2 separate regions of the Homo sapiens genome follow, and region 2 is linked to region 1. A link is an interaction called in ENCODE POLR2A ChIA-PET data of the cell type or tissue named here. Cell type or tissue: HepG2. All regions are shown on one strand. Each heading gives the region's core, and the rest is flanking DNA. Links, peaks and the distances in the headings are about the cores only. Region 1 holds the start of TPX2 (TPX2 microtubule nucleation factor). Region 2 holds the start of COX4I2 (cytochrome c oxidase subunit 4I2).

What was found. ChIA-PET counts read pairs that join two places held together with the same protein. Peaks named below come from ENCODE experiments on the same cell type or tissue, not always from the same donor. Only the 100,000 strongest peaks of a DNase experiment are listed, where the experiment ranks them.
Region 2: POLR2A ChIA-PET joins it to region 1 with 11 read pairs; 23 of 35 experiments call an interaction of 5 or more read pairs at or near these places.

What each region holds. Positions count from the first base shown.
Region 1 is chr20:31,734,863-31,743,189 of GRCh38, forward strand. TPX2 (TPX2 microtubule nucleation factor) reads left to right here and starts at 4,428. Exons shown (of 18, transcript NM_012112.5): 1 at 4,428-4,759; 2 at 7,679-7,785. RefSeq lists enhancers at 4,441-4,490, 4,581-4,740. In HepG2, for the core only: CTCF peaks have their summits at 4,279 and 4,621; DNase peaks (open chromatin) are centred at 4,339 and 5,929; H3K4me3 peaks cover 3,302 bases; H3K27me3 peaks cover 323 bases.
Region 2 is chr20:31,630,842-31,639,168 of GRCh38, forward strand. It overlaps COX4I2 (cytochrome c oxidase subunit 4I2), which reads left to right and starts at 7,071. Exons shown (of 5, transcript NM_032609.3): 1 at 7,071-7,121; 2 at 8,177-8,258. The coding sequence starts at 8,177. RefSeq lists enhancers at 2,862-3,362, 3,363-3,863 and a silencer at 6,992-7,131. In HepG2, for the core only: a CTCF peak has its summit at 3,588 (motif pointing right); a DNase peak (open chromatin) is centred at 3,610; H3K27me3 peaks cover 797 bases.

The DNA.
Region 1 (8,327 bases), core at 226-8,225:
AATTTTGTCTCAAAAAAAAAAAAAATTAAAAAATTAGCCGGGCATGCTGTGAGGTGCTTGTAATCCCAGCTACTCAGGGAGGCTGAGGCACAAGAATTGTTTGAACCCAGGAGTCAGAAGTTGTAGTGAGCTGAGATTGTGCCACTACATGCCAGCCTGAGCGACAGACAGAGACTCTGTCTCAAAAAAAAAAAAAATAGTTGTCAATAGTTGTCCACACCCATCTATACTCCTACCTGCTGAGTTACCTTACAAATTTCTGATACTATCAAACTTTTAATTTTGGTTAATCTGATGGGTGAAAAATGGAACTTTCTTGTTTCAATTTCCTTTATTATAGTGAGGCTGAGCACCTTCATGTGTTTGATGGCCAGTTTTGTTTCTTCTTTTTTTTAGTGGAGGGTTGGGGGACAGGATCTTGCTCTGTCTCCCAGGCTGGAGTGTAGTGGCCTGATTTCAGCTCACTGCAACCTCCACCTTCCAGGTTCAGACGATCTTCCCACCTCAGCCTCTGGAGTAGCTGGGACTACAGGTGAGTACCACCATGCCCAGCTAATTTTTGTTTTTGTTTGTTTGTTTTTTTTGAGACAGAGTCTCACTCTGTCACCCAGGATGGAGTGCAATGGCATGGTCTTGGCTCACTGCAACCTCTGCCTCCTGGGTTCAAGCGATTCTCCTGCCTCAGCCTCCTGAGTAGCTGGGACTACAGGTGCGTACCACCATACCTGGCTAATTTTTGTATTTTTTGTAGAGACGGGGTTTCATTATGTTGGCCAGGCTGGTCTCAAACTCCTGACCTCGTGACCCCCCCTCCTCAGCCTCCCAAAGTGCTGGGATTACAGGCATGAGCCACTGTGCCAGGCCTATTAAGTTTTGTATTTTTTGTAGAGAAGGGGTTTTGCCATGTTGCCCAGGCTGGTCTCGAACTCCTGACCTCAAGTGATCTGCCCCCGCCCCCCACCCCCGGCCTCCTGAAGTGCTGGGATTACAGGCGTGAGCCACTGCGCCTGGCCTACTAAATTCTGATATACATGAGTTCTGGATTTTGTTTTTGTTTTTAAAGACAGGACCCAGCTCTGTCGCCCAGGCTGGAGAATCATGGCTCGCTGCAGCCTTGACCTCCCAAGCTCAAGTGATCCTCATACCTCAGCTTCTTGAGTAGCTGGGACTACAGGTACGCACCACCTCACCTGGCTAATTTTAAAAGTTTTTTGTATCTTGCCATGTTGTCCAGGCTGATTTCAAACTCCTGGCTCAAGCAATCTTCCCGCCTCTGCTTTCCAAAGTGCTAAGATTACAGGCATGAGCCACCATAACTGGCTGAGTGTGTTTCTGGACTCTTAAACTCTTCTACTGATTTCCCCCACTTTTAACTTCTACGACAATACCATACTTAAAAATACCTTTATTTATTTATTTATTTTTGAGATGGAGTTTCACTCTTGTTGCCCAGGCTGGAGTGCAATGGCGCGATCCTGGCTCACCACAACCTCCACCTCCCGGGTTCAAGCGATTCTCCTGCCTCAGACTCCCGAGTAGCTGGGATTACAGGCGCCTGCCACCATGCCCGGTTAATTTTCTATTTTTAGTAGAGACGGGGTTTCTCCATGTTGGTCAGGCTGGTCTGGAACTCCCGACCTGAGGTGATCTGGCCGCCTTGGCCTCCCAAAGTGCTGGGATTACAGGCATGAGTCACTGTGCCCAGCAAAAATACTTTTTTTTTTTTTGAGACGGAGTCTTGCTCAGTCACCCAGGCTGGAGTGCAGTGGCGCGATCTTGGCTCACTGCAAGCTCCGCCTCCCGGGTTCATGCCATTCTTCTGCCTCAGCCTCCCAAGTAGCTGGGACTACAGGCACCCGCCACCATGCCCGGCTAATTTTTTTTGTATTTTTAGTAGAGACAGGGTTTCACCGTGTTAGCCAGGATGGTCTCAGTCTCCTGACCTCGTGATCCACCCGCCTCGGTCTCCCAAAGTGCTGGGATTACAGGCGTGAGCCACCGCGCCAGGCCAAAAATACCTCTTTTTAGACAAGGTGCCATGGCTCATGCCTGTAATCCCAGCACTGTGGGAGGCTGAGGTGGGAAGATCACTTGAGTCTGGGAGGTTGGGGTTGGAGTGAGCCGTGATCCTGCCACTGCACTCCAGCCTGGGTGACAGCAAGACCCTATCTCAAAATAACAAAACAACCACCACAACAACTACCACTCCCCCATCCCTTTGTTTTTGAGGTAGAGTCTTGCTCTGTCGCCCAGGCTGGAGTGCAATGGCACCATCTTGGCTCACTGCAACCTCTGCCTCCTGGGTTTAAGTGATTCTCCTGCCTCAGCCTTCCAAGTAGCACCAGGCAACCACCCCATTTTAATTGTGGAAAATTTCAAACTCATACAAGAGTATATGTATGTATTTATGTATCATGAACCCATCACCAGGTTCAACAATTATCAATTTGTAGCTAATCTTGTTTCATCTAAATCCCCACCTACTTATCTTCACTGCCTACTCCCAATTATTTGGAAGCCAGTGCCAGAGTAATTTCATCCCTACCGTATCTATATGTATCTCTACAACACAAGGACTCTTAAAAAAGAAAACAAAAGGTGTGGTGGCTCACACCTGTAGTCCCAGCACTTGGGAGGGTGAGGCGGGGGCATCACCCGAGGTCAGGTGTTCGAGACTAGCCTGGTCAACATGGTGAAACCCCGTCTCTATCAAAAAATATAAAAATTAGCCGGGTGTGGTGGCGCATTTTTAATCCCGGGTACTTGGGAGGCTGAGGCAGGAGAAACCGGGAGGCGGAGGTTGCAGTGAGCTGAGATCACACCGTTGCACTCCAGCCTGGGCTACAAGAACGAAACTCCGTCTCAAAAAACAAAATGAAACAAAACAACAACAACAAAAAGAAAACAAAACCAAACTCTGGCAGTTTATGTTTTGAAGGAACTAAATTGTCCTGTGGTTTTCCTGTCTGGATTTTGCCGATTGCACCCCCATGGGTGTGAATTAACTGAACCATACTTTAAAAATTACTATAATTTCATGTTAATATGTACAAAATCTGTACATAAATCCCCCAATCTTTTTCAAAATTCAAGATGCCAGTACTTGTACTCTTCCATAGGAACTTTAGAATTAACTTGGCAAATTCCAGAACAGAACCCACTGGGACTTTCATTGGAATTGCCTTGACCTTTTTTTTTTTGTTTTGAGACAGAGTCTCGCTCTGTTGCCCAGGCTGGAGTGCAGTGGTGCAATCTTGGCTCACTGCAACCTCCGCCTCCTGGGTTCAAGTGATTCTCCTGCCTCAACCTCCCAAGTAGCTGTGATTACAGGCACGCGCGAGCACGCCCGGCTAATTTTTGTATTTTTAGTAGAGATGGGGGGGGGTTTCAACATTTTGGCCAGGCTGGTCTCGAACTCATCGCCTCAAGTGATCTGCCTGTCTCGGCCTCCCAAAGTGCTGGGATTACATGCGTGAGCTACCGCACCCAGCCTAGGCTTAATTTTTGAATCTTTAGCTTTTGCTGGTATTATGAAGGGGGTTGTTTTGTTGTTCTTGTTGCTGCTATTTTCTAATTGATTAAAAAAAATTAAGATGGTGGGGGTGGTCTCGTTATGATGTCTACGCTGTTCTGGAACTCTTGGTCTCAAGGGATCCTTCTGCTTTAGCCTCCTGTGGAGCTGGGATTATAGGTGAGCGCCACGAAGCCCGGCCTCTAATTAATTATCGGTGGTGTATAAAAAGAACAGACCTTCTTAATTCGAATCCCATCTTCTCCATTTATTATGTGATTTTGGACATGTTTGTTCAACTTCTCCTAGACTTTGTTTTCTTTTTACGACATGGGGATCATAAAGCCGGGATGCAGTTGGGAATAAAACCGGATAAAGCTCCCAACGAACCGCGGGTTTCATAAGATCAGGGCAGGGACTGGGTAAAAGGTTTCAAAGACTCCTGCACTATTGGGAAGGACGCTACGGGCGAGTCTATGTTGCATGCAGGCGACTCCATGTTAAGACGAAGTGAACTCCCTGAACCTTCAAGGGATAATGCACAACCATAACGAGAATAATTTTTAAAAATAGAGTTTTCTTCCCTGAAAACTTGGAGAGGTCCAGGATGCGCGCCATTCTGTGATCTAGGTTGACTCTCCACCTCTTCAGTTGGTACCACCTTTCCCAAATAGTTTGGAGCAGAGCACTCCGGTCTTTGTAATAACGTACTCCTAAGAGCTGTTCCAGTGGACTCACGCAGGCGCAGGAGACTACACTTCCCAGGAACTCCGGGCCGCGTTGTTCGCTGGTACCTCCTTCTGACTTCCGGTATTGCTGCGGTCTGTAGGGCCAATCGGGAGCCTGGAATTGCTTTCCCGGCGCTCTGATTGGTGCATTCGACTAGGCTGCCTGGGTTCAAAATTTCAACGATACTGAATGAGTCCCGCGGCGGGTTGGCTCGCGCTTCGTTGTCAGATCTGAGGCGAGGCTAGGTGAGCCGTGGGAAGAAAAGAGGGAGCAGCTAGGGCGCGGGTCTCCCTCCTCCCGGAGTTTGGAACGGCTGAAGTTCACCTTCCAGCCCCTAGCGCCGTTCGCGCCGCTAGGCCTGGCTTCTGAGGCGGTTGCGGTGCTCGGTCGCCGCCTAGGCGGGGCAGGGTGCGAGCAGGGGCTTCGGGCCACGCTTCTCTTGGCGACAGGATTTTGCTGTGAAGTCCGTCCGGGAAACGGAGGAAAAAAAGAGTTGCGGGAGGCTGTCGGCTAATAACGGTAACGATAATTATTGTTATTACCATGCTAACAGGTTATAAACATTGACTGAACTAAGCACCCTGCATGCCCGTTCTCATTTAATTTCCTCGCCAAGCCAATGTAGTTGGTGCTATTCTTGGTCCCTCTTGACAGAAACTGAGGAAGGAGGAAGGAGGAGGAAACTGAGGCCCAGAATCTAGATAAATTTCGAGAAATGGGTGATACAGTAGCCATGCCCTCAGGAAGTGTGGCGTTTGATGGAGGAAAACAGAGGTAGTCACAAATAAGTACATTTCAAAACTGTTGTCTAAAACAGGAAGATAATTAGATGGTGTGAGAACATAATTGAGGGAGAGTTTAAGTCCACTTGGAGTTGTCTTCTATTTGGGATTTAAAATTCATTATATGTTATCCATATTTGTCCAGCTCTCTTTTTGTATGGAATCACCAGATATTATTCCCTTTCTCATTTCCTTTCTCAACATTTATAGATTGGAGGGGGGAAGGAAAACCAAACCAGGTTATAATGTAGAATTGGTTTACCCCCTATTTTCTTGACATATAACGTCTGGTTTTCCACATATAATTTTCTAGTAGTTCAGTAACATGGACTCCCCCCAAATCAGGCCTACTTAGGATAGAAGAGGATTTTTGACTCCTGGATTTTGCTTTAAGACCAGCTCTTGGTTTACTTCCTGCTTCACCCTTACCTTTTCTTGACATCCTGTGGCCTCTCTTTGAATTTCTCTCACTCATCAAATGTTGTCAAAAATAGGACTACTTGCTGCTGTAGTAAGGATATTCTTGTATTGTGGCCTTAGTGTATTACATCACCCCCACGTCAGACTTGAGTCCCCCTGGTTGGTTTGGGTGAGTCAGTTCAGTATTAAGCTGGCATTCTTGGATCAAAATTATGTGGCTGTCAGCTAACTCAGCCATTTAGTTGACCTTTGAGGGTACTGTGCTCAGATTGGCATGAGATATTATGGGTGTACAGATATATGATGTACTCAAACGTTTTTTGGTATGTTTGGGGACAAAAACATGGTTTGAAATTGGCAAGTGAGAATCAGAGCAAGATAGGACACCATCTGGGTGCTCTACTGTTTTGTATTCTAGGTGTCTGGACAATTTAGAGGTGAGGGAGTTCAAGAGCCAGTTTGTGTTTCTGTGCTTCACAAAGCCACCCTTGTCTAATTCTTGATAACCAGAGTTTGGTTAGACAGGGACTGAAACAATCCTAGTGCATAGGAATCACCCACTAAATACCTGTTGAATTGAGTAGGCAGGAAGGCACTATCTGAATTGACTACAAAATTGCGGGTATGAAAAACTGGATTGTATTCAACTAGGTTGGTAAATTTGTTTAGACTTTCAAATTATCTGAATAGGGTTTATTTGGCCAACCTTATGCATAAATCTGTGTATTCCAACCTTGATAAAATTAATTTATTGCAATTAAGTTTGTCCAGGATTATGTGAGAGAGTCCTTCATTTCATTTCTTTAGTTACCAGGAGATGTTCAGGGCTCATCTACATCTCCTGGTTAATTTTCCTTCAGCTTTTTCTGTGTCTCTTCCCTAATTCTCTTTGAGTTCCTGGGAGAAAGAGGAGGGATATTTAAATGCCCTTTGACATACTTAATTTTCTTTGCTATGGGCAAAGTTAGGAAGCAAAATTGACTATAGAGTTGTTTTTTTTGTTTTTGTTTTTGTTTTTTTTTTTTGAGACGGAGTCTCACTCTGTCGCCCAGGCTGGAGTGCAGTGGCGCGATTTCAGCTCACTGCAACTTCTGCCTCCCCTGTTCAAGCAATTCTCCTACCTCAGTCTCTTGAGTAGCTGGGATTATAGGGATCTGCCACCACACCCGGCTAATTTTTGTATTTTTTTTTTGAGATGGCATCTCACTTTGTTACCTAGGCTGGAGTGCAATGGTGCGCTCTCGGCTCACTGCAACCTCCGCCTCCTGGGTTCAAGCAATTCTCCTGCCTCAGCCTCCCAAGTAGCTGGGACTACAGGCGCATGCCACCACACCCGGCTAGTTTTTTTGTATTTTTAATAGAGATGGGGTTTCACCATGTTAGCCAGGATGGTCTCAATCTCCTGACCTCGTAATCTGCCTGCCTCGGCCTCCCAAAGTGCTGGGATTACAGGTGTGAGCCACTGTGCCTGGCCTAATTTTTGTATTTTTAGTAGATACAGGGTTTCACCACGTTGGCCAGGCTAGTCTCAAACTCCTTATCTCAGGTGATCCACCTGCCTCGGCCTCCCAAAGTGCTGGGATTACAGGTGTGAGCCACCTTGCCTGGCCTTAGAGAGATTTCATAACCCAAGCGATTCTGTGAATAGATCTGTATTTGAGACAGAGATGTAGAGATCAGCAGCCCAAGGTACTCTGTGAAAAAAGGATAGATAACTGCGGAGGGCTTCCGTTTTTGTTTGTGTAGGGAAACTTGGTAAAAGGGGAATAAAGAACAGTGAGAAAAGTATAAAATTGTATCTAGAGGTTACTTTGGAAATTAAAAATAATGTTATTTGTACTTAGTAAAACAAAGTAGTAAAAGTTTGCTCTTTTTTTTTTTTTTTTTTTGAGACAGTCTCACTGTGTTGCTCAGGCTGGAGTGCACTGGCTGGCGCAATCTTGGCTCACTGAAGCTTCCGCTTCCCAGGTTCAAGCGATTCTCCTGCCTCAGTGTCCCGAGTAGCTGGGATTGCAGGCGTGCACCACCATGCCTGGCTAATTTTTGTATTTTTAGTAGAGATGGGGTTTCACCATGTTGGCCAGGCTGGTCTTGAACTCCTGACCTCAAGTGATCCACCTGCCTTGGCCTCCCAAAGTGCTGGGATTATAGGCGTGAGCCACTGCTCCCGGCCTGTTAACCCTTTTTTACTACAGAGAACTTGGAACCTGTTTCATCACTTTTCTGCTTCTTCCAGGTTCTTGATACATATTTGCCAGACTTCAAGATTTCAGAAAAGGGGTGAAAGAGAAGATTGCAACTTTGAGTCAGACCTGTAGGCCTGATAGACTGATTAAACCACAGGTAAGGCAGTGACCATAGGAATAAGGAACATTAATATATCAGCTTCATAAGTGTTTAAATGACTAATGTAATTTTATAAAGTAACACATATTTTGGAAGGAAATTTATTTATTATGAAAAGCAAAAAGAAAATAAAATCACCCACTATCCCACCTCTCAGATAAACCATGGTTAGCCTTTTGATAGATTTCTTTATAATTTTTTTCTATGTCTATATAGTCATTCCTTGATATCCATGGGGAATTGGTTCTAAGACCTTCCCAGGATATCAAAATTCTCATATGCGGCCGGTTACTGTGGCTTATGTCTGTAATCCCAGCACTTTGGGAGGCTGAGGCAGGCGGATCACCTGAGGTCAAGAGTTTGAAACCGGCTGGCCAACATGGCAAAACCCCATCTCTACTAAAAATACAAAAATTAGCTGGGTGTGGTGGTGCGCATCTGTAATCTCAGCTACTTGGGAGACTGAGGCAGGAGAATCCCTTGAACCCGGGAGGCAGAGGCTGCAAGTGAGCCAAGATCTCATCACTGCACTCCAGCCA
Region 2 (8,327 bases), core at 176-8,175, 100 kb before region 1:
TTTTTTTTTTTTTTTTTTTTTTGAGACAGAGTCTCGCTTGTTACCCAGGCTGCAGTGCAGTGGTGCGATCTCAGCTCACTGCAACCTCCGCCTCCCGGGTTCAAGCGATTCTCCTGCCTCAGGTTCCTGAGTAGTTGGGGTTACAGGCGCCCACCACCACGCCCGGCTAATTTTTGTATTTTTAGCAGAGACAGGGTTTCATCATGTTGGTCAGCCTGGTCTCGAACTCCTGATCTCAGGTTATCCACCTGCCTCGGCCTCCCAAAGTGCTGGGATTACAGGCATGAGCCACGGCGTTGAGCCTATTTTTTTGTATTTTTAGCAGAGATGGGGTTTCACCATTTTGGCCAGGCTGGTCTTGAACTCCTGACCTCACAATCCACCCACCTCAGCCTCCCAAAGTGCTGGGATTACAGGCGTGAGCCACCCCACCCGGGCCCACATGGCATTTTTATGATCTAGAAGTCACATAGCAACTTTCACCATATTCTGCTGTTTAATGCTGTCACAAAGGTACATCCAGGCTGAAGGAAGGGGGACATAGATCCCACACTCAAGTGTCAAGGTCATAATTGTACAATGAGCATGTCGAATTGGAGATATTGATAGGCTATCTTCTTTGAAAATACAATTTGCCACAATTCCTGATAAACTAGTTTGTAAAGCATAGCTTTGGTCTGTGGGTGAGAGGCCGGGTGTATTGCTCCGGTAGAGCTCTCTCAGATGGAACAGGTGAGTGGGAATAAGACTTGCCCTTGAGAGAAGAGCATTTCAGCAGAGGGAAGAGCAATTACAAAGGCCCTGTCATGGGCAAGGTGGGTGTGTTCTAGGAACTGAAGCCCAGTGTGGCTGGGGCATGGTGGGAGAGCAAGAGAGGCTGATGAAGAAGCTGTATTTGGAAGGTTTGGTAGTGGGGACCTTGAACGTCAGGCTAAGGAGTTTATTGGGAAGCCAGCGGTGCCAAGAAAGGCTCAAGGATACCATGAGGCTGTCCCCACATAGGCTGTCCCCACATCTGGGGGCCAAATACCCATGCCCATGTGCAGGAGCCAATTGTGTCTCAGAGAAGACAGAGGCCCTGGCCTCCAGGATGTGAAGGCACTAGTGCCTACCCCTAGGGCTGATGTGACACCTGCACTCCCAGATCTCACCACCTCAGCCCCTTTGCCAGGTTGGACGCCTCCCTCAGCCCCACTCCTCTAGTGTGTCTGCCCTGGTAGGGAGGAGGAGACGGCAATGGTATGAAGAGATCTGACCTGCCCCAGGAAGTTTCCATCTCTAGGCCACCTGTCCTGTCCTGTCCCGGTGAAATCTAGCCAAGGGCATTCATCTACCCCGATCATGCTATGGGTTCTGCGGCAGGCCAGGAAACCTGCCATTAGTGGCCATCCACTCCTATGGCAGTCCCAGCTCAACGTCAGTTTGTTTTTTTGAGACAGGATCTTGCTCTGTCACCCAGGCTGGAATGTAGTGGTGCAATCACAGCTCACTGCAGCCTCGACCTCCCAGGTTCAAGCACTCCTCCCACCTCAGCCTCCTTAGTTGGGACTGCAGGTGTGCGCCACCACATCCTGCTAATTTTTTGATTTTTTTTTTTTTTTTTTTTTATATAGAGACAAGGTCTCACCATTTTGCCCAGGCTGGTCTTGAACTACTGATCTCAAGCAATCCTCCCACCTCAGCTTCCCAAAGTGCTAGGATTACAGGGGCGAGCCACCGTGCCCAGCCCTCAGTGTTGGTTCTGGCCTGGCGTGTCTGTCCACGGTTTTAGAAGCGCTTGCTGGACGGTCCACCAGAGCTGCGGGTCTTCCCGCGACGTCCTCCGAGCCTGAGCTGCTGCCGAGACACCCTCAGCGTTCGGTGATTCCCATAGCTCCGCAGAGCCTCCGCTCCCACAGGTGAGCTGGGTGGGCCTTGCTCTCCGCTCCTGGCCAGGGCCCTCGGCTCACTGACCTCGCCCATCGGCTCGCTGGCTCTGCCCCCTCGGCGCCCGGTTCCCTTGCTGTCGCCTGGCCCCGCTCCTTGTGGTTAGCTCTGCCCACTCTCGCCTCTCCCCGCTCCTCCTGTACTAGACCTCCTCCCTGGGTTCAAGGGGCTCCCGGGCCTCCTGAAGGGCTGGGGGTCTGGGTCTGTGACGCTTTGTCCAGCTCCTCTTCCTATTTTCACCTTAGGGTCCTGCGTGAGGCCTAGCTCTTCCACAGTATCCCCTCTGGGCTGGCAGGCCGGAGGTGGGTCCTGTGTGATACCTAGAGCCTGGCTGGTGGGGGGATGCTGAGGCCATGGCTCAGGTCTTTGCATCTGGGCAGAATCTGGGGGCTCCCTGGAGCTGATCAAGTGAGCGTGAGCTGCCATCCCTCCTGCTGGCAGGTCTCAGCCTATCCCAGAGCTCTCAGCATGTCGGGCCTGTCACGACAAGTGGCCTGAATGCCGTGTCCGGAGTCCCTTCCACCCTTGGACCCCCCGCGGTTCCAGGAGAAGACCCTTATTCCTCGGCTCTGGGACCCCGAGTGGCCTGCCTTAAGGGACAGTCCGTCTCTTCCCAGGTTCAGGACCTTGAAAGGAGGCTCCGCAGTTGTCCTGCAGGCTATATTCACCGTGAGCTACTCAGGGCCGGCCTCCACCCCATGGCCCTCAGTCCGGGGCTGGGCTTCCCCCACAGATGTTCCTTATCACAGCATCACTCAACTTCTGGAGCCTGATGTTCCCACAGAGGCGGGGGCGGAAGAGGGCAGGGAAGAACAGAGGATCGCCTTTCCCAAATGCCTTCCCTTGGAAGACCCTGTGAAACTGAGGAGATGGGGGAAACTGAGGCCCAGAAATGGTGCCGCTTGGCCAGAGTGGCTGTAGTAGAGCCATGCATAGACACAGGCCACTCACTCCAGTGCAGCCACCGCCCTCCCAGCCACCCTGAAAAAGGTCTGGCAAGACTCATGACCTTCCGCCTGGCGCAGTGGTTCACGCCTATAATCCCAGCTCTTTGGGAGACCAAGGCAGGAGGATCCCTTGAGCTCAGGAGTTCAAGACTAACCTGGGCAACATAACAAGACCCTGTCTCTACAAAGCTTAAAAAAAAAAAAAAAAAAAGACAAGGCATGCTCTCCTCCAGGTTCTTAAAGAAGGAGTGTCTTCCCCTGTCCTCTGTCCATAGGGCTGTTCTGTAGAACATCCTGCTCAGTGACCGAGGTAAGGGGTGGTCCTTTTTTTTTTTTTTTTTTTTTGGAAAGGGAGTCTCACTCTGTGGCCCAGGCTGCAGTGCAGTGGTGCGACTTCGGCTCACTGCAACCTCCGCCTCGCGGGTTCAAGCGATTCTCCTGCCTCAGCCTCCCAAGTAGCTGAGATTACAAGTGCCCCCCCCACCACGCCCAGCTAATTTTTGTCTTTTTACTAGAGACGGGGTTTCGCCATGTTGGCCAGGCTGGTCTCGAGCTCCTGACGTCAGATGATCCACCCGCCTTGGTCTCCCAAAGTTCTGGGAGTACAGGCATGAACCACGGTGCCTGGCCAAGGTGATCCTTTTGGGGGTCTCTCACGTTTGGAATTACCTTGGTTGGGGAAGGGGAGGAGCAGCTCCCAGAGTGACCAGCAGAGGGCGCTGGGCCCAACATGGTCAGTTCTGGGAGCTGGACTCTTGGAACTCGGGAAGACTCCCAAGCTGCCTTCTCAAAGTTTTGTCTCTGGCAGCGTCTAGAATGGAGGTGATGTGCACTCTAGGGTCCCTCTAACACCTTCCCTTGAGCCCCTCGCCTTCTAGGCTCATCTGCCCCCAGGACTAAGCCCCCTCCCTTTATTTATTTATTTATTTATTTATTTATTGAGACAGAGTCTCGCTGTGTCGCCCAGGCTGGAGTGCAGTGGTGCGATCTCGGGTCACTGCAACCTCCGCCTCAGCCTCCCTAGTAGCTGGTACTACAGGTATGTGCCACGACACTTGGCTAATTTTTGTATTTTTAGTAGAGACAGGTTTTCTTCATGTTGGCCAGGCTAATCTCGAACTTCTGACCTCCAGTGATCTGCCCACCTTGGCCCCCCAAAGTGCTGAGATTACAGGCATGAGCCACCATGCCTGGCCAGCCTTTAGAAACTGTCTTTAGCAGGCCCCTGTGGACTCACTAGGGTATAGGAACCCTGATGGAAGGCATGGGGGCTGGGCATACCCCATGGACCTAGAGCCAGGAGACCTGGAAAGCTCTGGTCTCCAGGCCACCGAGGGGACCCCCAGCCCTCTCCCATTCATCCACCATCCGTATACTAACAGTCCCGGGACACATTTACTGAACTTGTGCTCTGCTTCATTTGAACACATCACTCCTCTTCTTAACTTTGGTTGCCTCCCACCTTCATTTTATTTTATTTATTTATTTATTTATTGAGACAGGGTCTCATTCTGTTGCCCAGGTTGGAGTGCAGTGGTGCAATCTCAGTTTACTGCAACCTCCACCTCCTGCCTCAGCCTCCTGAGCACCTGGGACTACAGGGGTGTGCCACCATGCCAGCTTAATCACCTTCTTTAAATAAAATCCAAGCTCCTCACTACCGCCTACAGGTCCTTCTCGGTGGTCCAGCCCACCTCTCCCTCCATCCAGCCTCCCCTTTAACCATGACACTCTGGCCAAGATGACCTCTCTTCTTTTGTTATTGTTTTTGTTGTTGCTTTGAGATGGAGTTTCGCTCTTGTTGCCCAGGCTGGAGTGCAACGGTGGGATCTTGGCTCACTGCAACCTCCGCCTCCCAGATTCAAGCGATTCTCCTGCCTCAGCCTCCCGAGTAGCTGGGATTACAGATGTGCACCACCACACCTGGCCAATTTTTTTATTTTTAGTAGAGACGGGGTTTCACCATGTTGGCCAGGCTGGTCTCAAACTCCCGACCTCAGGTGATCCATTCGCCTCGGCCTCCCAAAGTGCTGGGATTATAGGCATGAGCCACCGCACCTGGCTGTCTCTTCTGTTCAGTTGTTTTTTTTTTTTTTTTTGAGACGGAGTCTCGTTCTGTCGCCCAGGCTGGAGTGCAATGGTGCAATCTTGGCTCACTGCAACCTCCACCTCCCGGGTTCAAGCGATTCTCCTGCCTCAGCCTCCCAAGTAGCTGGGACTACAGGTGCATGCCACCACGCCTGGCTAATTTTTTGTATTTTTGGTAGAGATGGGGTTTCACCGTGTTAGCCAGGCTGGTCTCGATCTCCTGATCTTGTGATCCACCTGCCTTGACCTCCCAAAGTGCTGGGATTACAGCGTGAGCCACTGCACCTGGCCTGTCTCTTCTGTTTTTTGAACATGCTGTGTTTTCCTGCCTCTGGGTCTTTGCACAGGCCTTTTCCTCTGCCTAGAACAGAATTGTAAGCCCTGTGGGGGCAGGAACTATGTCTGGTTTTTTTTGGCTCTATAGCCCCCAACATTTATCCTGGTAAACAAGTATGCAATAAATGCCAGCTGAAACAGGTCTTTATAAGTTTTTTTTAAGTTTTTTTTTTTTTTTTTTTTTTTTTGAGGAGTCTCACTCTACCACCCAGGCTGGAGTGCAGTGGTGCGATCTTGGCTCACTGCAACGTCTGCCTCCCAGGTTCAAGCGATTATCTAGCCTCAGCCTCCCGAGTAGCTGGAATTATAGGTGTCCCCTGCCACACTCGGCTAATTTTTGTATTTTTAGTAGAGACGGGATTTCACCACGTTGGCCAGGGTGGTCTCAAACTCTTGACGTTAGGTGATCTGCTCGCCTCCGCCTCCCAGAGTGCTGGGATTGCAGGCATGAGCCACCACGCCCAGTTTTATAAGTAATTCTTGAATAAATGTGCCTGAGCCTTGTCTATTTTTTTTTTTTTTTTTTTTGAGATGGAGTCTCGCTCTGTCACTAGGCTCGAGTGCAGTGGCATGATCTTGGCTCACCGCAACCTCTGCCTTGCGGGTTCAAGCCATTCTCCTGCCTCAGCCTCCTGAGTAGCTGGGACCACAGGCGCCTGCCACCATGCCTGGCTAATTTTGTTTGCATTTTTAGTAGAGACGGGGTTTCGCTGTGTTAGCCAGGATGGTCTCCATCTCCTGACCTCATGATCTGCCCCCCTTGGCCTCCCAAAGTGCTGGGAATTTTTTTTTTCTTTTTCTTTTTCTTTTTTTCTGAGACAGAGTCTTGTTCTGTTGCCCAGGCTGGAGTGCAGTGGCCCGATCTCGGCTCACTGCAACAGCCGCTTCCCAGGTTCAAGTGATTCTCCTGCCTCAGCCCTCTGTGAAGCTGGGACTATAGGTGCGCGCCACCACGCCCTGCTAACTTTTTTTTTTTTTTTTTTTTTTTTTGAGATGGAGTCTAGCTCTGCTGCCCAGGCTAGAGTGCAGTAGCCGGATCTCGACTCACCGCAACCTCCGCCTCCCGGGTTCAAGCGATTCTCCTGCCTCAGCCTCCTGAGTAGCTGGGATTACAGGTGCGTGCCACCACGCCCAGCTAATTTTTGTATTCTTAGTAAAGATGGGGTTTCACCATGTTGGCTAAGCTGTCTCAAACTCCTGACCTCGTGATTTGCCTGCCTTGGCCTCCCAAAGCGCTGAGATTACAGGCATGAGCCACCGCGCCCGCCCAATTTTTCTATTTTTAATAGAGAAGGTGTTTCGCCATGCTGGGCAGGCTGGTCTCAAACTCCTGACCTCAGGTGATCCTCCCGCCTCGGCCTCCCAAAGTGCTAGGATTACAGGCGTGAGCCACTGCTGGCCTAAAAGATGCTTCTGGAGTAGGAGGCATTGGGCCTGGCTGGAAGGTTTGCGTCTGCAAAGGCCTGAAGAGAACATCCCAGGTGGGAGAAACAGCAAGGAGGGGAGGTGTGGAGGAGGCAGGGAGACCCTGTTCTTGGGACTACTGTCTGCAGAGGGTCTCCAGAGGCAGGACCCCGGTAGGGACACTGATGCAGGAGGCGCTCTGCAGTGCCTCCCCCCAATCTGTGGGCCGGGGTGCCCCCAGGGACGCAGGCTGTGCGCTCCCACGCCCTGCCGAAGCAGGACGTTCCCACGCTGGGGCGGCCCCGAGAAAGGCTGTGGGGCGGGCCGGGGGCGGGCGCCCGCACTCAGGTCCCTCCGCAGCGGGTTCTCAGTTGCTCGCTGGGCAGACCCAGGTCGCGCTCCCACTGCCGAGCCCGCGAGGTGAGTGAGTTGGGGGAGGACCCCGCCACCCAAGCCCGCGCGGGTCAGGGGCGCGGCTCGGTCTCCTGCCTTCGCCGCTGGGTCACGCCCCAGTGGTCCCTGTCTTAGAGGGTTGGGGGGCTTCTTGTAGGTTAGAGTTGAAGACTCCTGGGGAGTCTGCATATGTGTGCCATCTCTTTCCCCAAATATAGATTACATCCTCCCTCTCTTGATATGTGGAGCTCTCCCACCCACTAATCATAATCACTGGCCGGAGCCCCTCTTTTCCAGAAGTGTGGGCCGCCCCCTCCCACTTATCACCTGTAGTGTGCCCCCTCCCTCACTCTATTTGTTGGGTGCCCCTCTCTCTCCCTAGATGTGGGACTCCCCTTCTTTTCCCCAGATGTGTGTCTCCCTCCCTCTGACCCAGTTAAGTCCCCATCCTCTAAAGCCCCTCCCCACCACCATGGATGCCAAACCCTGAGTCTTCCCTGGGGGTGGGAGACTGGGCTCAGCCAGACTGGCTAAGCCCAGTCCCCACCCCAACCAGATCCAGCAGAGCAGGCCTGTGTGCACGTAGGCAGCCAATTAGGGGGGAAGGGGTGGGGGCCAGACCGTCTGTCTGTTCTGCCGGTGCAGGGGCCTCTGGCCCCTGCAGGGAAGAGAGACTCAAGAACTGCTCCCTCTCCACCTGGACCCCACCCAGCTTCCTCTGGGGAGCAAACAAGTGAGCGGGGTTCTCCAATCTGGCCAGACTGAGCTGGGGCTGGCACCAGAACCCAAGCCCTCAGCCTCAAACTCTTCAGACCCTGGCCCAAGACTTAGGCCTCCTCCCACTTCTCAGATGGTGAATTGAGGTCCCAAAAAGGGGCTTCAAAGGTCTAGGACCCCCATTGGCCCCCCGCTGGGGATATCAGACAAAATTAGAAGGGTCAAGGGCATGAGGGTGACCTTGAAACACTGGGACACCCCTACCACTACCATACCAGTGGAAAAGGATTTTTCCATCTGGCCCTGCGGTTTGGGGGCAGAGGGTGATGTGGGGGCAGAACTCATCTATACCTTCACGCCCCCAGATGCTCCCCAGAGCTGCCTGGAGCTTGGTGCTGAGGAAAGGTGGAGGTGGAAGACGAGGGATGCACAGCTCAGAAGGCACCAGTGAGACCTGGACTCCTTCCTCCCTGCCTAACTCCAGAGATAGGGGCAGGGGTCCCCTCTGCAGGCTGC